6 separate regions of the Homo sapiens genome follow, and all the other regions are linked to region 5. Evidence: chromatin loops called from intact Hi-C (ENCODE). Cell type or tissue: heart right ventricle. All regions are shown on one strand. Region 1 has its middle 15 kb from the start of BAMBI. Region 2 has its middle 49 kb from the start of BAMBI. Region 3 has its middle 49 kb from the start of LYZL1. Region 4 has its middle 160 kb from the start of LYZL1. Region 5 overlaps LYZL1 (lysozyme like 1). Region 6 has its middle 160 kb from the start of C10orf126.

Evidence for each region. A loop is a pair of places that touch in the nucleus more often than their neighbours do. Peaks named below come from ENCODE experiments on the same cell type or tissue, not always from the same donor. Only the 100,000 strongest peaks of a DNase experiment are listed, where the experiment ranks them.
Region 1: a loop joins it to region 5, with 21 times the contacts of the local background. A loop is called at or near these places in 97 of 110 quality-filtered maps.
Region 2: it touches region 5 in a loop (23-fold over the local background); 58 of 110 quality-filtered maps call a loop at or near these places.
Region 3: it touches region 5 in a loop (2.7-fold over the local background); 23 of 110 quality-filtered maps call a loop at or near these places.
Region 4: a loop joins it to region 5, with 5 times the contacts of the local background. A loop is called at or near these places in 33 of 110 quality-filtered maps.
Region 6: it touches region 5 in a loop (7-fold over the local background); 19 of 110 quality-filtered maps call a loop at or near these places.

Annotation. Positions count from the first base shown.
Region 1 is chr10:28,660,050-28,664,049 of GRCh38, forward strand. No RefSeq gene overlaps it. Among named protein-coding and RNA genes, the nearest start is that of BAMBI, 15 kb to the right of the region's middle. In heart right ventricle, a CTCF peak has its summit at 3,972 (motif pointing right); a DNase peak (open chromatin) is centred at 3,982.
Region 2 is chr10:28,626,081-28,630,080 of GRCh38, forward strand. No RefSeq gene overlaps it. Among named protein-coding and RNA genes, the nearest start is that of BAMBI, 49 kb to the right of the region's middle. RefSeq lists a silencer at 2,132-2,311. In heart right ventricle, a CTCF peak has its summit at 2,224 (motif pointing right); a DNase peak (open chromatin) is centred at 2,231.
Region 3 is chr10:29,238,023-29,242,022 of GRCh38, forward strand. No RefSeq gene overlaps it. Among named protein-coding and RNA genes, the nearest start is that of LYZL1, 49 kb to the right of the region's middle. In heart right ventricle, a CTCF peak has its summit at 2,045 (motif pointing right); no DNase peak of the experiment used is centred here; H3K27me3 peaks cover 48 bases.
Region 4 is chr10:29,128,397-29,132,396 of GRCh38, forward strand. No RefSeq gene overlaps it. Among named protein-coding and RNA genes, the nearest start is that of LYZL1, 160 kb to the right of the region's middle. In heart right ventricle, CTCF peaks have their summits at 1,908 and 2,113; a DNase peak (open chromatin) is centred at 3,766; H3K4me3 peaks cover 16 bases; H3K27ac peaks cover 309 bases.
Region 5 is chr10:29,302,286-29,306,285 of GRCh38, forward strand. The region is part of intron 3 of LYZL1 (lysozyme like 1); the gene reads left to right. Among named protein-coding and RNA genes, the nearest start is that of LYZL1, 15 kb to the left of the region's middle. RefSeq lists an enhancer at 109-645. In heart right ventricle, CTCF peaks have their summits at 2,454 and 2,668; a DNase peak (open chromatin) is centred at 2,476; H3K27ac peaks cover 618 bases.
Region 6 is chr10:29,005,654-29,009,653 of GRCh38, forward strand. No RefSeq gene overlaps it. Among named protein-coding and RNA genes, the nearest start is that of C10orf126, 160 kb to the left of the region's middle. In heart right ventricle, no CTCF peak of the experiment used is centred here; no DNase peak of the experiment used is centred here.

The DNA.
Region 1 (4,000 bases), 640 kb before region 5:
AAATATATTTTATTTTTATGTAATTGGAATAAAAATTGCAAACACTTTTAAAAAAGAAGAAATGCAAATTCTCAGGCCCTACCTCAACCTTACTAAATTGTACACTGTGGAATGGGGCCCATGAATCTGTTTTTCCAAGCACTCCAGATGATTCTAAAGCATGCTGAAGTTGGAGAATCACTGACCTAGGTCTTTGGAGCCTCTGCAAGAACCAAGAACGAGGACTCCACTTTAACAGCCTTTTCATTATCTATCTTGCATAGTGTGAGCAAGCCGCACAAAAGAGGCTTCAACTCCTAGAGCCAGGAGGGACTTGAGAAGCCATTTCTCAGGTCAGTTTGTTTTGTAGCTGAGGACTTTGCAACCCAAGGGGCTAAGTGAAGTCTGACCCAGAGCCAGGCCAACAGCTGATGTCAAGGCGACTCTCAGCCCAGGGCCCTTCCTGTGTGTCCTCTCCCTGTCTTGTAGTCAGAGCAAAAGCACCATGCAGTTGTGACCTGAAGGCAGTAGAGCTTGAAGGAGCAAGGTCAGGTGGAGAAGCTGGGTTTAGGTAGACCCACTTCGTTCTAGCCCAGAGGGTGGGGCCCCAGGGGAAGTTACAGCTACCTTCCTTGTTCTTGGTCTTGTAAATTGCCTGATGGGTTCTTCCTGCCTGCTACAGACAAAACCAGTTCGCTGAGACTGTGGTATTGCAGTAAAGAAAGAGTTTAAGCTGTGTGTGGTGGCTCACACCTGTAATCCCAGCACTTTGGGAGGCCGAGGTGGGCAGATCAATTGAGGTCAGGAGTTTGAGACCAGCCTGGCCAACATGGCAAAACTCTGTCTCTACTAAAAATACAAAAATTAGCCAGGCATGGTGGCTTGCACCTGTAATCCCAGTTACTAGACAGGCTGAGGAAGGAGAATTGCTTGAACCCAGGAGGCGGAGGTTGCAGTGAGCCAAAATCACGCCACTGTACTCCAGCCTTGGCGACAGAGCAAAAGCAAGAGTTTAACTGACTTGAGGCTGGCCGTGTGAAAGAACTGGAATTGTCACTCAAATCAGTCTCCCAGAAAACTGGGGTTAGGGTTTTTCAAGGATAGTATGGTGGGCTGGAGACTAGGGAATGGATGCTGCTAACTGGTTGGTGATGAAATCACAGGGTGTGGAAAAATGCTTCTTGTTCACTGAGTCTGCCTCTGGTTGATGGCCACAGGACTGGTTGAGTCATGAGTCACGATCCTGGGTGGGGCCAGTCGGTTGCCAGAATGCAAATATCTGAAAAACATCTCAAAAGACCAATCTGAGCTTCTACACCAATGGTGGTATCTATAGGAGCAACTGGGGAAGTCACAAATCTTGTGGCTTCTGGCCACAGAACTCCTGAGCAGTAAGGGATTATAGAAACTATTCCTACATTTTAGCAGAGTTCAGGACCCTCCCATAATTTTAATCTCATCGCCTTTCATTAGTTTTTGGTCCCTGAGCAAGGAAGGGGTTACTTTGAGGGAGGGACCATTATCATTCTTGCTTCCAACTTAAACTATAAACTAAATTCCTCCCATGGTTAACTTGGCCTATGCCCAGGTGTGAGCAAAGACAGCCAGCCTGTGAGGCTAGAGCAAGATGGAGTCAGCCATGCTACACCTCCCTCACTATCGTCATCTTTCAAAGGCAGTTTCAGCCTGGAAGATAAAATCATCTCCAGGTCCTTAGCGATTGGTGGGTCTCCCATTTATGGTCCTTGAAATGGAACCAGGTATGGACCCCAGGGGCCCTGGGGTGTCCCTTCCATGGAAGCCATTTCCCTGACTGGTGTGAGGGTCAGGAATTTCCCATAGAGCATTTTTCCATAGGAGAAGGCCAAGCTCTGTGCAGAAGGACCTTGCAAATAAAATGAAGCATTGGAGAAAGCAGCTACTGACAGCTCCCTAGACAGGTTGCTTCCTGTAACTGAAAGCTGAAATCCAAGAATGACCTAAAACTCATTCCCAGAATTCCTTACTTTAGGCTCATAGAAACTGAGACAAGTTTGGGAGTGGTAGTTATTTAATCAACTCAAAAACAGCCCATATTTTCAGCTATAAAGTCTCTCCCCTTCCTCTCCTTCCCTTCTCCTCCCTCTCTTAACAATTTCTTGCCACATCCTGTTCAAGGAGAAACAAACCACTATTTGCCAGTGATGATCCCTTCATAGCTTCCCAGCCTTTGAGATGGAGGGTGGTGTCCTGAACTCAGAGCTTCGGTGCAGTTGGTGTGACCTTGAGGAAGCCATTTAACCTAGTCTTGGTCCCCTCAACTGTAAAATCAGAGACAGATGTGATCTTTCTTTTTTTTGAGATGGAGTCTCACTCTGTCACCCAGGCTGGAGTGCAATGGCACAATCTCTGCTCACTGCAACCTCTGCCTCCTGGGTTCAAGCAATTCTTCTGCCTCAGTCTCCCGAGTAACTGGGATTACAGGCTTCCGCCACCACGCCTGGCTCATTTTTTGTATTTTTAGTAGAGACAGAGTTCACCATGTTGGCCAGGCTGGTCTCGAACATCTGACCTCAGGTGATCTACCCGCCTCAGCCTCCCAAAGTGCTGGGATCACAGGCGTGAACCACCGTGCCCAGCCTCATTTTTATTAATTAATTAATTAATTTTTGTTTGTTTTTTGAGAGAGGATCTCGCTCTGTTGCCCAGTCTGGAGTATAGTGGCATGATTATGGCTCACTGCAGCCTCAATCTCCATGGCTCAAGCGATCTTCCCACCACAGCCTCTGAGGAATTTGGGACTACAGGCACATGCCACCATTTCTGGCTAATTTTTGTATTTTTTGTAGAGACAGTGTTTCACTGTGTTGCCCAGGGTGATCTCAAACTCCTGGGCTCAAGTAATCCACATGCCTCGGCCTTCCAAAGTGCTAAGATAACAGGCGTGAGCCACCGCATCCAGCCCCCATCATTTAATTTAAAGAGTGGCTGATGTGGTCTCACATAGCTCTTAGCATCCGCATGAACTATATGATTAATATGATCAGTATAGACTGGGGATTAATGTAGAGTTAGAGGCTGATTTTTCCTGTTAGTCTCTTGGCTTTGGTCTCCAACTGGATAAGAGTTCCTGTTAATACAATGCTGTCAGTTTCAGTTAGGGACAAAAATTCAGTCGCCCATCATTTGGTGTTATATAGATCAGGAAAGGAGGGGATCATTTCTTAATTCATCTGTTTGGGGGCTTCCTGTTTGTTTGCTTTTTAAAGTCAGAGTCAGTCAAAAAGTTTGTATTCAAGACCAGCCTGGCCAACATGGTGAAATCCCATCTCTACTAAAAATACAAAAATTAACCAGGCATGGTGGCTAATTCCAGCTACTTGGGAGGCTGTAATCCCAGCTACTTGTGAGGCTAAGGCAGGACAATCACTTGAACCCAGGAGGTGGAGGTTGCAGTGAGCCAAGATCACACCACTGCACTGCACTCCAGCCTGGGCAACAAGAGTGAAACTCCATCTCAAAAACAAACAAACAAACAAACAAAAAGTTTCTAAATTTGTAGGGGAAAAAAAGGCCAGGTTTAGATCATAGAGATTAGGAATGATGCCTTGTACTGTTCAGTTAGCACATTTCCATTCAAAAATATTAAGACCCAGAAATGAACTCGGATGGCCCAGAATAGAAACTCTCCCTTCTGGTGGGTGGCACACACTCTTAGGCAAGGGTGATTTATTTAGAACAATGGCCACTGTTGCACTTCATGGCATATATGCACCTGCTGGAGGTAACACCACCTCTTCTCTGTCTTATGCACAAAGGGAATTTGGCTCATTATTGTCTGAAGCCTTAAAAAGACTCTGGGAACAGGGGTCACAGTCCTCTTTTACTGAGATCATTGCATGACATGGAGACAGAGTCATTAAAATATCGAGTCTAAATATTTCCTAGAACGACCTTGCTTCTTGTATCAACAGCAAACAGCAGCTGCTGTCTTCCCAGCTGAGCGCTGCTTCCCTCTCACCACAAGAGGGCGAGAAAGACC
Region 2 (4,000 bases), 680 kb before region 5:
GGATAGAGTCTCACTCTGTTGCCCAGGCTGGAGTGCAGCCTGGGCTCACTGCAACCTCTGCTTCCCAGGTTCAACCTCACTGCAACCATCTCGGCTCATTGCAACCTCCACCTCCCAAGTTCAAGCAATTCTGCTTCTGCCTCCTGAGTAGCCAGGATTACAGGCACCTGTCATTATGCCCAGCTAATTTTTGTATTTTTGTAGAGATGGGGTTTCACCATGTTGGTCAGGCTGGTCTTGAACTCCTGACCTCAGGTGATCCACCCGCCTCAGCCTACCAAAGTGCTGGGATTACAGGTGTGAGCCACCGCGCCCAGCCGAGGGTCCTCTTTTAAATGTGCAAAAAACTTTCCAGTTTGAACACAGTGTGAATTGCCTTCAAGAAATCTCACAGGGATGACATCATAACAGTGGAGCCCTGCAGGCAGGCCTGGGACAAAAAGATGCAGATCTGGGGAAGGAGAGGCTTCATTACAAAATCCTTTTCACTGCTTTTCCCTCAGTGGGGTTTCCAATTATGTGAACCAATTGCAAAATTTTTTCAACATTTACTTTGGTTAAATGCATGTCTCCCAGAAGAATTTGTCAGATGACGGGAGCGATTAACTTCAGAAATGGACGCACTCTCTGGTTCCCACGATCCTAGTGAGATCTTTTCATTCTACTTCTTCCACACATGCCCGTTCCCCTCTGCCCCAACCCTGCAAGACAAGATATCAACTAGCACTTTGGGAACCTTAATCGAGTCTCTTCACCTATTGTTATTTTCCATGTGGACTTTGCTGGAGCTAGCATTTCCTGCTTTAGTGTAAAAACAGAAAAGTGTTAGAAAAGCCGCTGGTAGAGAATGAAGGTGAGAACCTAGGAAGAGAAATGTGTCTGTGTCCAGCACTAGAGGAAGGAACTGAGCTGTTACCATGTAGTTGAACCAGGAAAGAGGAAAACTGTGCCTGGGGACAAGGTCAATGCAAACTGCAGAGCAAATGTCAAGCCTTTCCACTGATGCCTTGGCAGCCATTCATCATGGGGACCCCCTTGTCTGCATCCTCTCTGCTTCCAAAGAATCACTGATGATGGTCAATAGGAGGTTCTTGCTGCAAATCACTCTGGTGAATTGCATTTAATGCCGTGTAAGAATTACCATGTTTTGTTTGGCTGGGGCCACTGAACTTCTCAGGCAGGGGAAGACTGCATATCTCCAAGAAGGTTTAATGCTACCATTGAGTTTCTTGGCTGGAATCCATCCCACATCATTCAGCTTGCTCGTTAGCACCATGCAGTGCCTAGGAGTCCCACTCATATGGAAGGGCACTCATGTCAGCTTTTCTAAGTGTGGATGTTTGACATTCCAGCTGTCTCTCCTCTCTCCTCACTCAACAGTGATGCTGTGACTTCTTATTTTGAAAAATATCAAACGTATAAAAAGTTGAAAGAACTATACAGTGAGCACCTACTCGTATATTCCCCACTGAGATTCAATGATTAACGTGGTCCTATTTCTCTACCTCTCTTTCTCTGTCTCTGTATGCTCTTTTGTTTGAACCATTTGAAAGCCAATTGTAGAAACGGTGGGACATACCCCTACACACTTTAGTGTGACTCTCCTAAGAATAAAGCCATCATCCTACATAACTATAATAAGCTGGGCATGGTGGCTCACACATGTAATCACAGCATTTTGGGAGGCCAAAGCAGGCAGATCACTTGAGGTCAGGGGTTCGAGACCAGACTGGGCAACATGATGAAACCCCATCTCTACTAAAAATACAAAAATTAGCCAGGTGTGGTGGTGCATGCCTGTAGTCCCAGCCACTTGCGAGACTGAGGTACAAGAATCGCTTGAACCTGGGAGGTGGAGGTTGCAGTGAGCCGAGATCGCGCCATTGCACTCCAGCCTGGGTGACAAAGCGAGACTGTCTCAAAAAAAAAAAAAAATTTACATATATACTGTCATCACAAAAGCAAACACAATTTGATGGAATTTGGGGACAGGAATAATTAGAGAAATATCCCTATGGAGGTCAAAGCAGAGGAGGTTTCACGTTCTATTGTGCAAGCAGGCTTTTCCAATTACTCCCTACAAGCATACTGAAATGTTTTACAATGAGCATGTTCTTTTGGAGTCAGAACGAAAAAAAATACAAAACCTTTTAAAGCAGCGGTCAGGAACACTGGGTCTCAGCCACGTCTGTGGTGGCCACTGGGCTTGTCGTGGGCCTTCAACACCAGGTGGCGGTGTTGAGCTACATTCAGCAAGCCGGTACTACCCGGTGAGAAGCCTCCCTGGGAAACTAGGGATGGGGCAAGAGAAGGGTGGTTGCACTTTCAAAGTAAATGTCAGAACTTCAAGTAAATCCCTAAAGACATAGGAAGGGGGAAATGACGGAGAACTTAATGAACATATACCTCTTTTGGGGGAAGATGTTCTATACATTGTCTCAGGAGGCTGATCTACTGAATTCAAACCCTCATTCTGTCCCCTCCTTGTTGACTTGCCATGTACAAGCAACTTGACCCAGAGAATGCTGGGTTTTGTTTTATCCTATGTAGGATGACTGGCAGGGATACGGGTGACGAAAGCCCTGAGCACAGGGCCTGACACCGTGCAAGTGCATACAACGTGCTGGCTACTTAACCATGATGACTCACTTCTCTCCACAACTGAGCCACTGCTGGCTTTGTCCTCTCGAAAACCTCTTCTGCCTCTGCTCTAGTCACCTTGTTCGCAGAGCTACCTGGGTATGGGTGGACAGTGGCTTCTTTTGCAGAGTCAGGGAGGTGGACAGCACCCACATGTTGAGAGCAGGACTGCGTCACAGGCTGCAAGCACAGGAGAGTTATCCATTGGCCTCCAGAGTCCATCCTGTAGCATAAGTGTACTTATACCTGATGGACAAAGAATCTTGATTTTGGGTTCAGAATATATTGGCACAAAACCACCCTAGAATGGAAACATTCAGGCCCTCGGCCGGCTTTGCCAAGCTCCCTCCGGAGCATGCACAGTAGCTGCTTTGTTTCATAGGATGGCATCAGCCTCTCCTAAGAAGCAGGTTGGAGAGGACTCGGGGTCACTGGGTGGCTCATCCCAGCCAGCAAGCTGACCCAGAGCCCTCCCTGACAGCTCTTGCCACTGCCCACGTCCACCCAACATTGCACTGATTTCTTCTACCTGCTGCCGGTGTGTGCCCTCCCTTGTCAGAGCTCCTCTTGCCCCTTTCTCCTGGGAATGCCCGCCTCTTCCTCTAGGTATCTGCACCCAGCATCGTTCAAGAGCTGGGCAAATGCCCCTTCTTAGTGCAGATCCACTCTGCTATCTCCAGCTGTTTCCTCTGCCTGGAATGATCCCCCAAGAGTCTCAGGTGATTGGTTCCTTCACACCTCCTAGGTCTTGGCTGCAGTGCCCCTCCCCGGGGGACCTTCCCTTCCTAGTCTCGCTATCCTGTCACTCTGGGTATTTTCTTTTTCTTTTTTTTTTTTTTTGAGATGGAGTTTTGCTCTGTCACCCAGGCTGGAGTGCAGTGGCGCAATCTCGGCTCACTGCAACCTCCACTTCCCAGGTTCAAGCAATTCTCCTGCCTCAGCCTCCCAAGTAGCCAGGATTACAGGCGCCCGCCACCATGCCCAGCTAATTTCTGTATTTTTAGTAGAGAAGGGATTTCACCATGCTGTCCAGGCTTGTCTCCAACTCCCGACCTCAGGTGATCCGCCTGCCTCAACCTCCCAAAGTGCTAGGATTACAGACGTGCGCTACCATGCCCGGCCCACTCTGCGTATTTTTTTCATGGCATGTGGCCCTCTCTAAGTTTACACTAATTTATCTGTATCAGGAAAGGTCATTTTATTTTTAACGTATTTATGGTTTCTTTCCTGCTACTCGAGTAATAAATAAACTCACCAAGGGCAGGGACTTGGTCTTGTTTATTGACTGCTCGGTCCCCACACCTACAGTAGGGCCTGGCACATGAGAGATGCTCCATATGCCAGATGTGGTGGCTCACAC
Region 3 (4,000 bases), 64 kb before region 5:
GCAGGCATTTGGCTCATGAGATAAGGAAACTAAGACATACCAGCAACCAGCGCCAGCATTACTGGCTGAGAAATCTCGTTGACTTCAGGTCCTACCTGCATCACTTTTCCATGTCCAAAATATCAAGAAACACATTCAGGAAACTTAAAAAATAAAAGCACCTTCTTGAGATAAGAAATATTTTAGAAGAAGCCTAAAAATAAAATATAGTCATGATCTACATCTGCCCAGGTGTCAGATTGACGTGTCTGAATTTTATTGGAGAAGCCCTGCTGCTTGATCGCAGGCAAGAAGTTTTAATCTTTGAAGTTCCATTTCTTAATCTATAACTGCTCTGGCCAATATGGTAGGCACTTACCACTTGAACAGTACTGTAGGGGGAAAATACACTCTGGACTTCAAAGATATAGTACCAAAAAAAGAATGTAACATATATTATGAATATATTATCAAGCATTTATCATTGATAATTTTAATAACAATTACATGAAGAGATTATTATATTTTGGACATACTGGGTTAAAGAAAATATATTATTAAAATTTTTTAAAAGAATGCAATCATGATCTGAATTTAGCCAGACTGCCCTTGCATGCTGAATGTAAAACAATTCTGGATTTGAGAAGAGATTAAGTAGGACCCAGTGAAATGCTATGTTTCTGTGCTAACTATGGATAGGTGAGTCCAGAGAGAGAAACCGGGATGAGGTCAGAGGGATTCTGAGTCCTGCGGGCATATTTAATCCTCTGAATTCTTTAGGAATTCACTACCAAGTTCATTACTTGTTTGTTACCCTCTAGGCAGAAGGAATTAAAACTTTAAAAAAGGAAAAAAAAATCTGCAGTGAGAAACAGATCAAAGAGAGCTGAACTTGGTCAGTGGCATGCAGGATAAATATTATTCCATGGCTCAAACAAATCTTCTGGCTGCCTGGGTGAGACATGTTGATAAGGCACTTTTAAGTCTCTTCTTTCCACTCCCCGTCTCTCTGGCCCTGGTGACCTCTTCTTTTTATTTCTCTGAGGGGCCCCTTGTGATATTTTAATAACCAGAAGGCAAAGACAATTATCTGAGTAGTGTAGGAAGACTTCAGATCTTCAGGCAGAACCAAGAGGAGTTGCATGTGTGCCCTGCCATGCTAACCCCTGGGGAGGGTGGGATGTTTCGTGTGTTATTACCCATGGGAAGCCATTTCTATTCTGTATCAATCTGCATTACCATGAGCTATGTAATCTTCTGCCCCTACCACCTCCAAGGAGATGGTTTTAATGAATGCACTTTTGAAAGTGCCTTGTGAAAAATGCAATATTAAGAACAACCGTCAGCAGCCTGGTGACAGCTATTGCTGATGGGATCCTAGGCTCTCTGAGCCAAGTGGCCCAGGAAGTTAGCAGATTCTCCAGCCTGTGAAAATAACAAAATGTCACCCTTCTTAAACACTTGTGATGTGCCAGATGCGCTTTGCAGACATTGTCTCATTAGATCCTCACAGAGAGCCTGTTGAGTATTCCCTATTGTTCTTCAATTTTCACTGAAAAAATTAGCCAGGCGTGGTGGCGTATGCCTGTGGTCCCAGTTACTCAGGAAGCTGAGGTGGAAGGATCGCCAGAGCTCACGAGTTTGAGGCTGCAATGAGCTGTGATCGTGCCACCGCACTCCAGCTTGGGTGATAGAGTGAGAACCTGTCTCAAAACAGACAAAAATTTTCACTGATGAGAACTTACGCAAGGTCACAGAACTACAAAGTGGCAGAGTCGGAATTAAAAACCAAGTGTGTGCAAACTCAAAGCCCAGGCTCTGAACCACTAAGCCATGAAGGTCCCTTGTGCTGTGTTTCCACACTTCCTGTGAAACTGTCAAGCTCTTAAGAATTTTTCTGACCTTCCTGACAAAGGAAGTTTTCCAACCTGCCCCTGTTACTTTTAGAGTTCCTGTTGCCATCGCACATCTCTACCAGTGTGAGTTTATTTGGAGGTGGTTGTCCAGACATTCCAGGGCGGCCGTTACAGTTGTTTCCATGCAACTCTAGGAGGAGCCTCTAGGAGGAGCCATCCGCCATGATGTTGTGCAGTGCACAACATGCCCAGTGGTACCCTGGACCCGCAGGAAAGAAGGTCAGATGATCCCTAATTGTCACCAGCTCTTATACTCCCATCTCATTCCTGATGAATATAGAACAAAGTACTATGTGTCAAAAGTGTTCCATGGCATTGATTTAAATATTATCCTGGGTTTCTTCTCAACTTACTTAAGCGAATTTACTTAACCATTCTTCTAAGTGATCTCCTCTGTGTTTGCTTCTCTAACATTTTTTTTAGGTAAAGTAGTCAGAACCAGAAATATCACATATGGGTAGCTTCTGGCACTGGCTGCAAGGGAGTCTGTGAAGTTTATGAAGTTCATCTACAAGGCCATGGGACTTGTATTTTAACATAAAAATCCGTAAACTTACTTACATAATTGCAGTTTCTTCAGAGTTATATATGCGAATCCCTTGATAGTTACTTTCAGAGACTGTCTCATCCTTTTAATTAAAAGATTTGGAAAGAATGATTTTTTAAAAGCCTTTTTATGAAAAATTTTGAGGTCATATTTAATCTGGGGAAAAGGTGATCAAAGAAAACATTAAGAGTTTTACCTATTTAAAAAAAAAACAGTGAGATAATAAAAGAATTACACTTCTTTTGTGTGTTAGCTTATAAACAACCTCATGAAAAGCCCAAGAGATGTCTTAAAATATTTTTTGAGGGATAGTGTCATGTTGAAATAAATGACAACTGTAAAGAAAGATAGTCACTCGTTCTATAAAAGTAAGATTTAAAAGAAATTGTTTTTTTTTTTTATTCACATCTGTCATGCGAGGATAATGCTCAGTTCTTGGTGTTTTACTCCTGATTGCTTGTTGAAGAATACAAGGTAAAAATAAATTAAAATAACTACCCCAAAATGCTAAATTGAACTCTGCGGCTTGGCGTAAAATTTAGGGCTTATGTTTAAAAATTTATTTTTAAGAAAGTAATTCAGAGGAGGGAGAAACCACTGAAAACAGTAGTTCCTCTGCCAAGTTTAGCTGCTGACCATCTAACTGCCTGGCAACCAAATGTTCCATGAACTCCAAGCGCCAAGTAGCAGCCTTGGGCTGCCTCTGAGCATGCGCACAAACAAACACACTTGCACGGAGTGTTGCTCATTATGGATGGAGGACAGGCTGTTTACAAATCTGCCATAGATTAGGCCTCTGAACCCCAGGCGTAGTAGACAGAGGGATCCCACCGCTGTGCAGCTTGGACAAAAGGCGCTGTCCTCCACCCCAGGCAGAGTCCTTGCAGGAGCTGGAAGACTCCCGCTTGCAGCAGGGCACGGGCTGCCCATTGGAGCCAGAGCAGATCAGGGTGTTCTCAGTGTCCTGTCCTGAATGTACCGATCAGATAAGCCACAGGGCTTTCACAGGGATTGTTAATAAGGTGGGAAGGCCAGGAGGGGTGTCAGAGCAGTGACATTCCCTCCATCGGGATAGAAATAGAGAGGATGGGGCTGGGTGTGTGGCTCACGCCTCTAATCGCAGAACTTTGGGAGGCTGGGGTGGGAGAATCGCTTGGGGCCAGGAGTTTGAGATCAGCCTGAGCAACACAGTGAGACCCTATCTGTATGCACATACACATACACACACAAATACACAAGCCATAGTGAGCTATATGAGCACTCCACTGCACTCCAGCCTGGGTGACAGAGTGAGACCCTGCCTCAAGAAGAAGGGAAAGAAAAGAAAAGAAGGAAAGAAGGAAGGAAGGAAAAGGAAGGAAACGAAGAAAGAGGGAAGGAAGGAAAAAGAAAAGAAAGGGGGGCAGAAGGAAGGAAGGAAGGGAAAGAGAGAGAGAAAGAAAGAAAAGAAGAGGAAGGAAGGAAGGAGAAGTGGAGGGGAGGGGAGGAAGGAAAAGGGAAGGGAAAGGAGGGGGAGGGAAGGGAAGAAAGAGTGGGGTTACTTTTCCCTGAAAGTTCC
Region 4 (4,000 bases), 170 kb before region 5:
GGTGCGTGTCACCACTCCTAGATAATTTTTGTATTTTTAGTAGAAACGAGATTTCACCATGTTGGTCAGGCTGGTCTTGAACTCCTGACCTCAGGTGATCCATCCACCTCTGCCTCCCAAAGTGCTGGGATTACAGGCATGAGCCACTGCGCCCGGCCCAAAATAAACTGTCTAACTTAACTGGAGACCTGTCTGAAATTTTCAAAGTTCACAGAGGGAAAAAAGAGAAGTGACAGAATACAACTCTAGCCTTATCTTTTCATATCCATAGAGAAAGAGCTCTGTAATGTTATGCAAAATGGCAGAAATGCCAGTTTGTGAAAAGAGACAATTGTTTTAACACACACAAAAAAACCTCCTAGTCATTGGGAATGACCAGAGTTTTTAAGAGAAAAAAGTCACAGAAGTCAGAAAGTCTGCCTATAATCCTGAATCAAAAAATCTGGAGTCAGAATAAAAAGTTGGTCGGGAAGTATTTGCTTACGTAAAAGAAAAACTGTGAAAAACCTAGGAATTTGGGTTCGCAAAGTCTTCTTAAGCCCTGTGATTTCAGTTTTGTTCTTCCTTTCTTGTTATTCTGGATTAGAGTGTTATTCTTGTGATTTTTGAAAAATGAAAAATATGGCCTTATACTCTTGCCTAATACATGATTTCTGGAAATAAGAGGTGAAAAAGTGAGTTCATTTCTTCTTTAGCCCAACCCTAACCAAGTGTGAGCTAAGGAATTCTATATTTTATTTCTATTTATTTATTTTTAAGAGACAGCTTTGCTCTGTTGCCCAGGCTGGAGTGCAGTAGTGGAATCATAGCTCACTGTAACCTCGAACTCCTGGGCTCAAGTGATCCTCGTGCCCTAGCCTCCTGAGTAGCTGGGACTAGAGGTATGCACCACCATACCCGGTTAAATTTAAAAAGTTTTTTTTTTTTTGTAGAGACAGAGTCTGGCTACATTGACCAAGCTGTTCTCAAACTCTTAGCTTCAAAAAATCTTCCCACTTTGGCCTCCCAAAATACTTACAGATAGCTACACTCCTGGCCGGGAATTCTTAATATGTTTGTAACAGAAGGAAGGAAATTAGGGGCATATTGGGTTTTGTTGTTATAGTTTGTCTGTTTTTTTAATTTAAGCTATGCCATAGAGTTTTGTGGACACTATGAAACTTAGGATCATTACTATGTATTTAACAGAGTAAGTGTTCTAACAGCGCAGTGGAGAATAATATTAATAGTTGTGCACCTCATTTCTGGACAAATCTGACAATAAGCTCATTGGATGAGTAGCAAAATCATAATCTCAGAAATTTCTGAAACAGAAGAGCGTACTATCTTTTGGAGAATTAACTTCATTCAGAGCTTTCATTTACATTCTTCTTATGTTTTTATTTTGCCTTTATATATTCTTTTGTAATTTACATATTCCTGTACGATCCTAAAATCTTTCTGAAACAAGCAAGAATATAAATTTATTATTTTGATAAGTGTTAGAAATTAATTTTTACATTTTTTTTTAAGAGACGGAGTCTCACTCTGTTGCCCAGGCTGGAGTGCAGTGGCATGATCTCAGCTCACTGCAACCTCTGCCTCCTGGGTTATAGCAATTCTCCTGTCTCAGCCTCCCGAGTAGGGCGAGGCTAATTTTTTGTATTTTTTTTTTTTTTTTTTTTTTTTAGTTTCATCGTGTTGCCCAGGCTGGTCTCGAACTCCTGAGCTCAGGCGATCCACCTGCCTCGGCCTCCCAGAGTGCTACGATTTCAGGCGTGAGCCACCGCATCAGGCCAATTTTTACCTAATTTTTTAAAACACAAAGTTATTCTTGTAACCATTGGCATTATAACTGTTAGCAAAAAGCAAGGGCTCCTCCTAGTGATACTGCAAGTCAGTGCAGCGTACTAATTCCAGGTGTATTTGTTTTCTTTGTTGTGTAACAAGTTCATTATCTTTAGTAAACACACACTGGAAATCTGTTGAATTCAGGGATCAATAATGAAGATGTGTATTTTAGGGAAACTGCAGTAATTCCTTCAGGCCACTAGGGGCCATTTGACTAAATTCTCTTCCCAGTTCAAAGGAAAGGTCCCCAGTGCACCCCCAGGGAGCAAAAATAAGGACCTCCTCCCATCCTAAGGTGGGATATTCTAAGGGTAGAATCAGGTGCATCATACTCAGCAAATCAGTATTTCTCTAATTTTATTACTTTTTGAAACCTCTTTAAAAGGAAAAAATACATGTGAATTCCCCAGTATTGACATGGGAATGGATTACTGTACAATAGTGATGCATGTATAAAATGATTGCTCTGACCATAATTGTCAACAAAAGTCGGTAGAATGAAAATAAGAAAGCTGATGTCCCTTTCACTACTACCTGCTGTGGTCAAATATTGCTTGCCTACTCTTTATCCTAAAAAAAGAAATGGGGCTAACATCCTACCTCCCACTTCCACCAAACCCTCCATCCAACAGCAATTTGTCCTCTTATGCAAGGTGAGAAGAATTGCCCCAGTTGTTCTGGAAAAAGTGTTCTTTTTTTTTTTTTCCAGACAGAGTCTCGCTCTGTCACCTAGGCTGGAGTGCAGTGGTGCGATCTGGGCTCACTGCAACCTCCACCTCCCAGGGTTAAACGATTCTTCTGCCTCAGACTCCTGAGTAGCTGGGATTACAGGCATGTGCCACCACACTTGGCTAATATTTGTATTTTTAGTAGAGATGGGATTTCACCCTGTTGGCCGGGCTGATCTAGAATTCCTGACCTCAGGTGACCCACCCGCCTCAGCCTCCCAAAGTGCTGGGATTACAGGCATGAACCAGTGCACCCAGCTAGAAAAGGTGCTCTTTTCTTTGTCCTTCCCTGCCTTTGTTCGCTTCCTAAGTGGTACCATTCTTGGCCAGGTACACCATTGTCTCTTTGAAGGTAATTAAACAGATTGTATAAGATGTCATTAAGTTTTATCACAATTGCACACAAGGACAGACTATTGGACACAACCACCTAAGTACATACGTCCTAGATACTTAGGTGGCCATGAAGCACAGGTCAGAGTCAGGCCAAGGTTCAGCTGACTGTAGGAAGGCCTCACCTTCCTTTTGATGCGGTTACAAGATGGTTCATTTGCTACCTTGCAGAAATAGCTTTGAAGAAAAGTACTGTAAGCTGCGTGGTTGTAATTGGATTTAAGTACTGTTGAATATAATATAAAAGTGACGCATCCTCCTAATAATTAAAGTTGTCATCTCCAGGTTTTATTCAACATTTGAATCATGCTCAAACTTGCAGACTTGACTTAAAGCTTAGATGCTTCATCTCCAAAAGAAGCTGGCCATGGAGTACAACAAGGAATCTAGTAGCAGTCTGGAGTTTTCCTCTAGAAAGTGCTGTGGTCTCAAAATGCAGTCCTGGGTATCTGGACACAATCCCACAAAGGGTGACTGCTAAAAAGAAAAGATTTCAGGATTGAGGAACATAGCTCCTTCTTCTAATGCACACTATGTTGGGATGGTGGGATGAAGGCCGAAATTTTCCAGGTTGGAGTCTTTTGGTGGTTTGTTTGCTTATCCTGTATCTGGAGTTGAGAAGAAACCAAGTTTGAGATTTAGGATGTGGACAGGAGGTAGGAGTTTTGCCCATAAATTACAACAGAGTCTGAACCCATGGGGACTGCCAAGAAGACAAAGTGGTCACAATTGGCTTGGGCCCGAAGCCAGGGCCCCTGCAGAGCAGGAGCCCAGTTGGGGCCTCCTCCCAGAGCCAGTGCAGCTCTGCCTGTGCGTGGATGATAAGCTCTGTGCTGCTTCCTCTGAATCATGAAAACAAACAGACCGGGCCACGATGGAATAAATGAAGCTGCAGATGAAAGACATTTTGAAGACGAACATGAATTAGAGGGTTGGAGGGATCTGATTTTGACTTTCACATTCATCTGCCTTCTCCTTTCAGCAGTGGGGCCAAGGTGGCCGGCCAAGCCACTGGGACTTCTACAAGGGCCTCTGCAGGCAGGAGGCTA
Region 5 (4,000 bases):
GGAGATGTAGCATAGACTAATTTATTGAAAAAGAAAAAGAATATTTTGTAAGTTAGGTGCAGAATGGACAGTACACCCTGAGAGAAACTTCAGGGCAGGCTGCTCGTAAGGATGAGACATCAAAGGCCGGCACGAGGGATGCTCCCTTTAATGGAGTCTTCCATGATTATTCATAAACGGGTGGGAAGAGGTGTTGCTAGTAAGCATGTTCTGGGCGGTCCTCTTCGTGCATTTGCGCAGTAGCTGTACATGGATGTTCATATGTCGCATGTCTCATTAGCATCTTAAATCTCCACCCAGGTGTGTGTTTTTTATTATTATAATGAGCAAAGCGTGAGTTTGAGGACAGGTAAAGTCAAAATGCGCATGTTCCCTACAGGGGAAATTCCCTTCTGGAGACAGCTTTGTTTGAATGAGCTGGCCTTCAGTGTGAATGCTGAGGCTCATCGTGTTGACTGGCCAGTCACCATAGTTGCCGTACCCCGCGGACACAGTTGCTTCCTTGCCTACCTATCCTGCCTCATATGCAACATTGTTGAGTGTCTAGACTATGTGTCTTCCTTTAAAGAGTGTTGAATTTCTTTTCCAACCAGCTAAGTTTATTCTGATCAGCGTAACTCTTAAACTTTGTTAGTGAAGTTCTGGAGTAGTTTTTAGGGTAGGGCTAGTTTAGTCCCACTACCAAGGCATAACTAAGCATCCAGTGTCTCTTTTGAATGTGCTGAGGATTCAGCAAGGTCTATTCCCTTGGGCTAGTCAGAAATCAAATGTCTTCCAGCCCCGCGAGGTCTGTAATTGCCCTGTTCCCTGGGGTAGTTCTCTGCCTAGCCCTGTGGAAATTTACCTGTGCATACCCAGTTTAGCCTTCAGTCAAAGACTGGGTGGAATCCCTTTGCAGATTTCTGCTGCTCTTCTTCTGGGTAGCTCCTGCCTCCCAGGTATTCTCCACAAAATCTGAGCTGCCTTGGCGTCTGATGTCTGTCTCCTCCTCTTAGATGGCCATCCCCTGCCTGGTTCTACCTTCCTGGTCTGCAGAGCTCCTCTGGGCAGAAAGTCATGGCAGTCACAGGGTTCACTGTGTTTTTCTCTCTCTCAAAGATCATGATCCTGCATTGCCAGTTGTCCATATCCGAAAACAATTTTTCATCTATTTTGTCTAGTCTTCTGGTTGTTTACAGTGGGAAGAGAAATCTGTGACTCCATCGTGGTCATGTTGGACTTTAAATGCAGATTACTAATTTAACATTGTTCAGTTTCATTCCAGTTAAGGAAGCCTGGGGCAAAGGTCTATCTGCAAGACAATCTTAGATTCTAAGAAATTAAAGTGTTGGACGGTTCATGGTCAGAGGTAAAAGGACACTCATATCTGTTTTCTTATCGTGAAGAGCATGGGATTTTGGGGGATAGCCTTAAAATAGAAAACAAGATGTTGGTTTTATAACTAACCACCCTCCATGAAAGGCCTCCCTTAGCCTCAGGCCAGAGAGTTTTTTATTAGAACAATGTCATTCTGTCCCACATATTACAGAAGTAGGGACATTTGTCATGGGAAACTGAAAAAAAGTTAGCATTAGGGTGTGTTTACAAGGTACGTGACGTTATATGCATGTACAGCATGGATACACTTCATGATCTTTTTCTTCTTTTTGTTTTTGGTAGAGAAGGGGGTCTCGCCATGTTGCCCAAGCTAGTCTCAAACTCCTGGGCTCAAGCGATCCTCCCATCTTGACCTCCCAAAGTGCTGGGATTACAGGCGTGAGCCACTGCACCTAGCCCGTGACCATTTTCTGAAGCTGGACAGTCTCCTCACTCTCATTCCAAATTGTATTCCTAAAATGCCTTCCTACTTTCCCTAAACTATTTGGACAGAAAATTGATGCTATATTCATATATACAAAGCATACATAAGCACACACGTTCATATACCTACACATATACATACACACAGTGTACAAAATGCCTGATGTGATGACAGTATTTACCCCCAACAGCACAGATTTCATTAAAATAAGAGCATTTGAGGAAAAAATGATTATTGACTCTCTATCTAGTGTAGTCTAGTGCACTTATATTAATTTTATTTTTCATCACCCTGGTATCTGAATTGGCCTTTGTCATCTCACAGGGGAAAGAGATGAACATCGAGGGTGTGTGGCTGCTAGATTTCACTTGGGAGGCAGGAGGATGCCGAGGAGAGACACAGATACTTTGAAGTAGAACTAACATAACTGAAAATAGGACTGAAGCTCTTTTTGTGTAAATTGTTGCTGTTTTCTGTTGGATGTGGAAGAATAAACGATTCTTTGCTGTTCAACATAACCCTTTCTTTATTCATGTTTGACAGGACAGACTGTCTATTTAAAGTAAATTGAGCAGAAACAATTACTGGCAAGAGTCCTCATTTAAAAAGTGCCATCTGAACTCATTTCTGCCCCTCTGCTGCCCTTCTGTGGCTATTTCTTGTAACAACACCTCAGTGCTCAGGGCTGGGAGGCAGGAGGGAGCTCTTGATTTCCCAGCCCCTACTTTCCCTAACATATTTTCCCAAGCAAATTCAGTCAAGTCCAACTTTCAAAACATCCCAACTGCGCAACTAAATGCTATAACAAAGTAGGAGGAGACAAACAACTGTACTCGGTGTCCACTTCCTGGTCCAATATGGCCCCACCGTCCCAGAAATCCTTACAGGGCATCCACAATCAAACTGCCCTGCCCCTAGTACAAAATGTGCTCTTTCTGTACATGCCTGGGATGACCTCCAATCCCAGAATAATAGAATGTGATCTGCTTCCTCCTCACTATGTATTATATAATCTGTGTCCCTCCAACCTCTAGAGACCGCCCCAAACCCACATCTCCCAGAAAATATGCTAGACTACTTCCAAACACAAACCACAGTGTCTCAGCATTTATCAAGCACCCGAAATAAAGTGTCTCTAAGTAACTTGAACATGTATCAGGTACCAAATGCTTAAATTTGGATAACCTCATAGATAATTACTTGAAAAATTAATAAAGTATATTTTAATTATTAACTTTATTAACATATAGTGTTTTATGAGCAGGAATCTTTGCTTAAGTGACTTCTGTTGGAAGAAGAGATCAGAGGAAAACAGAATTTAAGCCCCCTATCAGAATACAGGCTCATTAACTGGGTGTGTGACCTTGGTTTATGGGGATAAAATGGTACCCACAGAAATGGTTGTTCAGAGAACTGATGGAGATTTTGCGTGAAGAGATTTAACATGTGCCTGACATAGAGTAAGATTTCTATAAAACATAAGCTAGTAGTAATAGCTATTATTATCTGAAATATTTATATGTCAAGAAGATAGGCAGGAGATTTTATAAGCTGATATAGCTTTAGTTTTCACTGTAGAATTGTAAACCAAATGCCAGCGAATTTGCATATGTTGTTTCAATTGCTATCTCTTACTGATGATATATTTTGTCAGTTTTTCTCCTGGTTAATAGAATTTTGTTTTAAATAAAAATTAAGTCACATTCAGAATAAATTTGCTTAAAAGAAATCTGTCACTACCTTTATCTTCTAGTGAAGCTGAACTGAGAAAGCCACAAAATTAGCAACTCAGGGAAATAGCATGCTCGAGGGAAAATTCCACTTCCAACAGAGTTAACAAAATAATCTGGTATTACAATGTTCTACTGAAATGCAACATTTTATGCTAGCATTTTTTACAATTATTTTTTTCTGGTATCAAAAATAGTGCATTTCTACTGTAAACAAATTTTAGAAAATACGCAGCAAAGACTTAAGAGCATTGGTGATCCCACAGTTAAGAGCCAATCCTTCTTAAAGTATTAGTGAATTAATGACTGTCTTTTTTTTCTAAACCAGTGCTGTCTAATAGAAGTTTCCGTGATGATGAAAATGTCTTCCATCTGTGCTGTCAAACATGAGAACCACTAGCCATGAGTGGCTATAAAGTATCTGAAATGTAGCTAGAAAAAATAAGGAACTTGGCCGGGCGCGGTGGCT
Region 6 (4,000 bases), 300 kb before region 5:
CTGCCTTTAAATTGTATTTATACTACACTCCAGCCTGGGTGACAGAGTGAGACCCTGTCTCTAAAAAACCAAAATGTATTTAAAGTTATTTTTTCTTTTTTGACATATAGACAATTTTAATTTTAATGCTTTTTTTTTTTTTTTTGAGATGGACTCTCGCTCTGTCACCCAGGCTGGAGTGCAGTGGCGTAATCTCGGCTCACTGCAAGCTCTGCCTCCTGGGTTCACGCCATTCTCCTGCTTCAGCCTCCCGAGAAGCTGGGACTACAGGTGCCCGCCACTATGGCTGGCTAATTTTTTGTATTTTTAGTGGAGACGGCGTTTCACCGCGTTGGCCAGGATGGTCTCCATCTCCTGACCTCGTGATCCGCCCAGCTCGGCCTCCCAGAGTGCTGGGATTACAGGTGTGAGCCACCGCACCCGTCCAATTTTAATGTTATCAACATTGCTGAAGCCCGAAAAAAGTAAAAAAATGTGTAAGCTGCTATCTCTGTCTTTAAGGAACCTACAATCCAATTGTGGAAATAAGAGATAAACGCATGTAGAATAAACAATGCAATATCTTAAAGCAGCAGCTTTTCACAAAGAAAGGGAGTAGCCACCAGGAGATAGGCTTGCCCAGAGTACTAAAAAGCCCCTTTGGCTGGGCACCATGGCTCATGGTGTGCGTCTGTAGTCCCAGCTACTTGGGAGGCTGAGGTGGGAGGATTGCTTGGGCCTGGGAGATTGAGGCTTCAGTGAGCTGAGATCGCGCCACTGCACTCCAGCCAGGGCAAAAGTGCAAGACCCTGTCTCAAAAATAAATACATAAATAAACAAAAATGAAAAGCCCCTTAGATGCTATTGATCATCACTCTTCCCCTCCCTTAGTTGGTAACCAGAGGTCTCAATGTAACTGGACAGGAATAAAGAGTGTCTCCAAGTGGTGTGTAATTAATATGTGATACTTGGGCCTCCCCTTCTGACACCTGGAGACATTTTCTCTTTTCTGGTCGACAGACTGCATACCTGTGCCAGTACCTTTGATAATATCAGTGATCTAAACTGTTTATTTATGGTTTGTGAAAAGTTAGAAAAGTATCTTGAAAAGAATTTTGGAGGAAAGAGAGTGAACATTAACTCTAATGATTTTCTTTTTTGTATCCTTGAAATTATATTGTGTTGTGTTTAAGCACTGAGGGTTTTGCTGGTCTTTGTGTCTCTCTTAGTATCTTGTAGAGTACCCAGCACATTTGTCAGAATTTGTGATGCGGTTTAAAGACTCAAAGCCAATGAGACCTGGTTATCTGTGGGGTGCTGCTGTGGCATGAATGTTTGTGTCTCTCCAAAATTTATGTTATAACATAATCCTGGCCAAGCACGATGGCTCACACCTGTAATTCCAGTGCTTTGGGAGGACGAGGTGGAAAGATTGCTTAAAGCCTGGAGTTCAAGGCCAGCCTGGGCAACATAGTGAGACCCCTGTCTGTACTAAAAATTTAAAAAATTAGCTGGGCATGGTGGTGTGTGCCTGTAGTCCCAGTTACTTGGGAGGCTGAGGTGGGAGGATCACTTGAGCCTGGGAGATTGAGTCTGCAGTGAGCTATGATTGTGCTACTGCACTCCAGCCTGGGCAACAGAGCGAGACCCCGTATCAAATAAAAAAAAAATTTAAAAAAAGAAAGAAAGGAAAAACCCACCAAATGCAATTGTGTTAGGAGATGGAGGTTTTAGGATTTGATCATGAGGGCTCTGTCCTCCTGAGTGGAATTAGTGCCCTCATAAAGCTCAAGGAAGCCTGTTGGGCCTTTTTGCTGTTTTGGTATAGGCTGACACAGCACTCATGTCTTCAGCCACCTGAGAGCTCGGCATGGAAGCAGAAGGCAAGCCCTTACCAGACACTGAACCTGCCAGTGCCTTGCTCTTGGACTTCCCAGCCTCCAGAACTGTGCAAAATAAATTTCTATTATTATAAATTATCCAGTCTAAGGTATTTTGTGAGGGCAGCGTGAACTAAGGCAAGCGCGTACGGTGCGAGGATTCAAGGGGCGAGGAGTGCGGTTAAATAACCTGGCTGCAGGAATCAGGAACAGAAATTTGAGCGGGCAGTTGCCCAAGGTAATGCAGGCCTGGGTGGTGGGGGATGGATGGAGGCCTCCCCGTGATACATTCCTCTGGATCGTTCTGCAGAGCAGCAGGAGGCCTCTAGAGAGCAGAAGCTTTTTCACGTTAGATGGACTTCAGCCAGTGGGGTGCTGGTAAATGTTTAACAACTGGGTCTCTGGGGAAGCATAGTCCTGGTTTGAAGCATTTGCTGATTTCCGTGGTATAAATACTCCCAGTGTGGAGTATTGCAAGCCCCCACTGTGAAGGAAGTCACTGAATGTGCAAGTGGAAAGAGATGCGTGCCATGGGCTCTAGTGAGTTGGTGTGAGCTGACCGCATCTTGTTTCTGTGCAATCTATTCATTTATTCTTTCATTCATGGCAGGACCACAAGTAGTTCTTGAGGCAGGAGCCAGTGGGGGCGGAATTTAGCATCCCATGGGAGGCCAGGAGCACAAAGCAGACAGTGTGTCCAAGCACCAGCCCCACACGCTGGAATCGGGGCTTGGCTTAGAGGCAGGAAGACATGGTGCTAAGTTGAAAAGCTGGGGCAAGTTTCAGTCATGACAGTGGGGGAGGAAGACTGATTGAGGGGCTGCAGTGGGGCCCAGCACTCTTCCCTGGCCAGTTTCAAAACTGATGTCATGATCTAGCAATTGATGTCCTTGAAGCTCTGGATGTCTGTTCTCCCCTGCTCAGACCTGGCTCAGATACAAACAAGGGTTATGAGGGAGAGAACAGCAGGGAGCCCGAAACCAGGGGCCAGGCAAGATAAGGACTTCAGTAAACACCCAGCACATGAATCTGATGTCTTCATTTACCCACAAATGAGGGAATGGAGTATTCCTATTATTACAATATTTCACCCTTATGAGGAGTTAGATTATCACCTAATTTATTCAACCAACAAATATTTTTAGATGAACAAGAGAGACAAGAGTTTGCTTTTGTGGAGGCTGCATTCTTGTGGAGGAGACAGATAACAGACCATTTATAATAGTACCAAATTGTTTCTGATCGAGACAAAGGCTAGGAAAGGCTGAGGGAGGGGTGGCAGATCTGGGACAGGAGATGTGTCCCTTTATACAAGGTGGTTGTGTTCTTTCTGAGGAGATATTGGGGCTGAGCAAGAACAATGAGAAGGGACCCATCATTCAAAGAGCGAGGGGCAGAGGCAGAAGACAAGGCAAGTGCCAAGGTTTTGAGGCAGGAAGAACAGGAAAGGAAGCCCAGCCTTTTTGGGGAGAAGACAGGAGGGTGGAAAGCCGAAGTGTGGTGAGAGAGAGGGTGGGACAAGATGAAGTCAGAGAGATGGTGAGCTCCTGATCTGTGGGGCCTTGAAGGTCAAATGAACAGTTTGAATTTGGTTCTAGGTGAAATGGAAAGTCCCCTAGGCAATGCCATTTTCCTGGTTCATGGACTCAGACTGGGAAAATGGCAATGCCTGGGAGGTCCACCCCATCCCCTGACTTACTGAATAAGAATATAAGAATCTGGTTTTTTGTTTGTTTGTTTGTTTTTCTTGTTTTTATTTTTTTTGAGACAGAGTCTTGCACTGTTGCCAGGCTGGAGTGCAAGGGCGTGCTTTTGGCTCACTGCAACCTCTGCCTCCTGGGTTCAAGCGATTCTCCTGCCTCAGCCTCCTGAATAGCTGGAACTACAGGCACGCACGACCACGCCAGCTAATTTTTGTATTTTTAGTAGAGATGGGGTTTCCCCATGTTGGCCAGGATGGTCTCCATCTCTTGACCTTGTGATCCGCCCGCCTTGGCCTCCCAAAGTGTTGAGATTACTGGCGTGAGTCACCGCACCTGGCCAATAATCTGTTTTAACCAGGTCCCTAGATGGTTCTCATGTACTGTAATGATCTGCTCAGGGTGTCATAACAAAATACCATAGACCGGGTGGCTCAGACA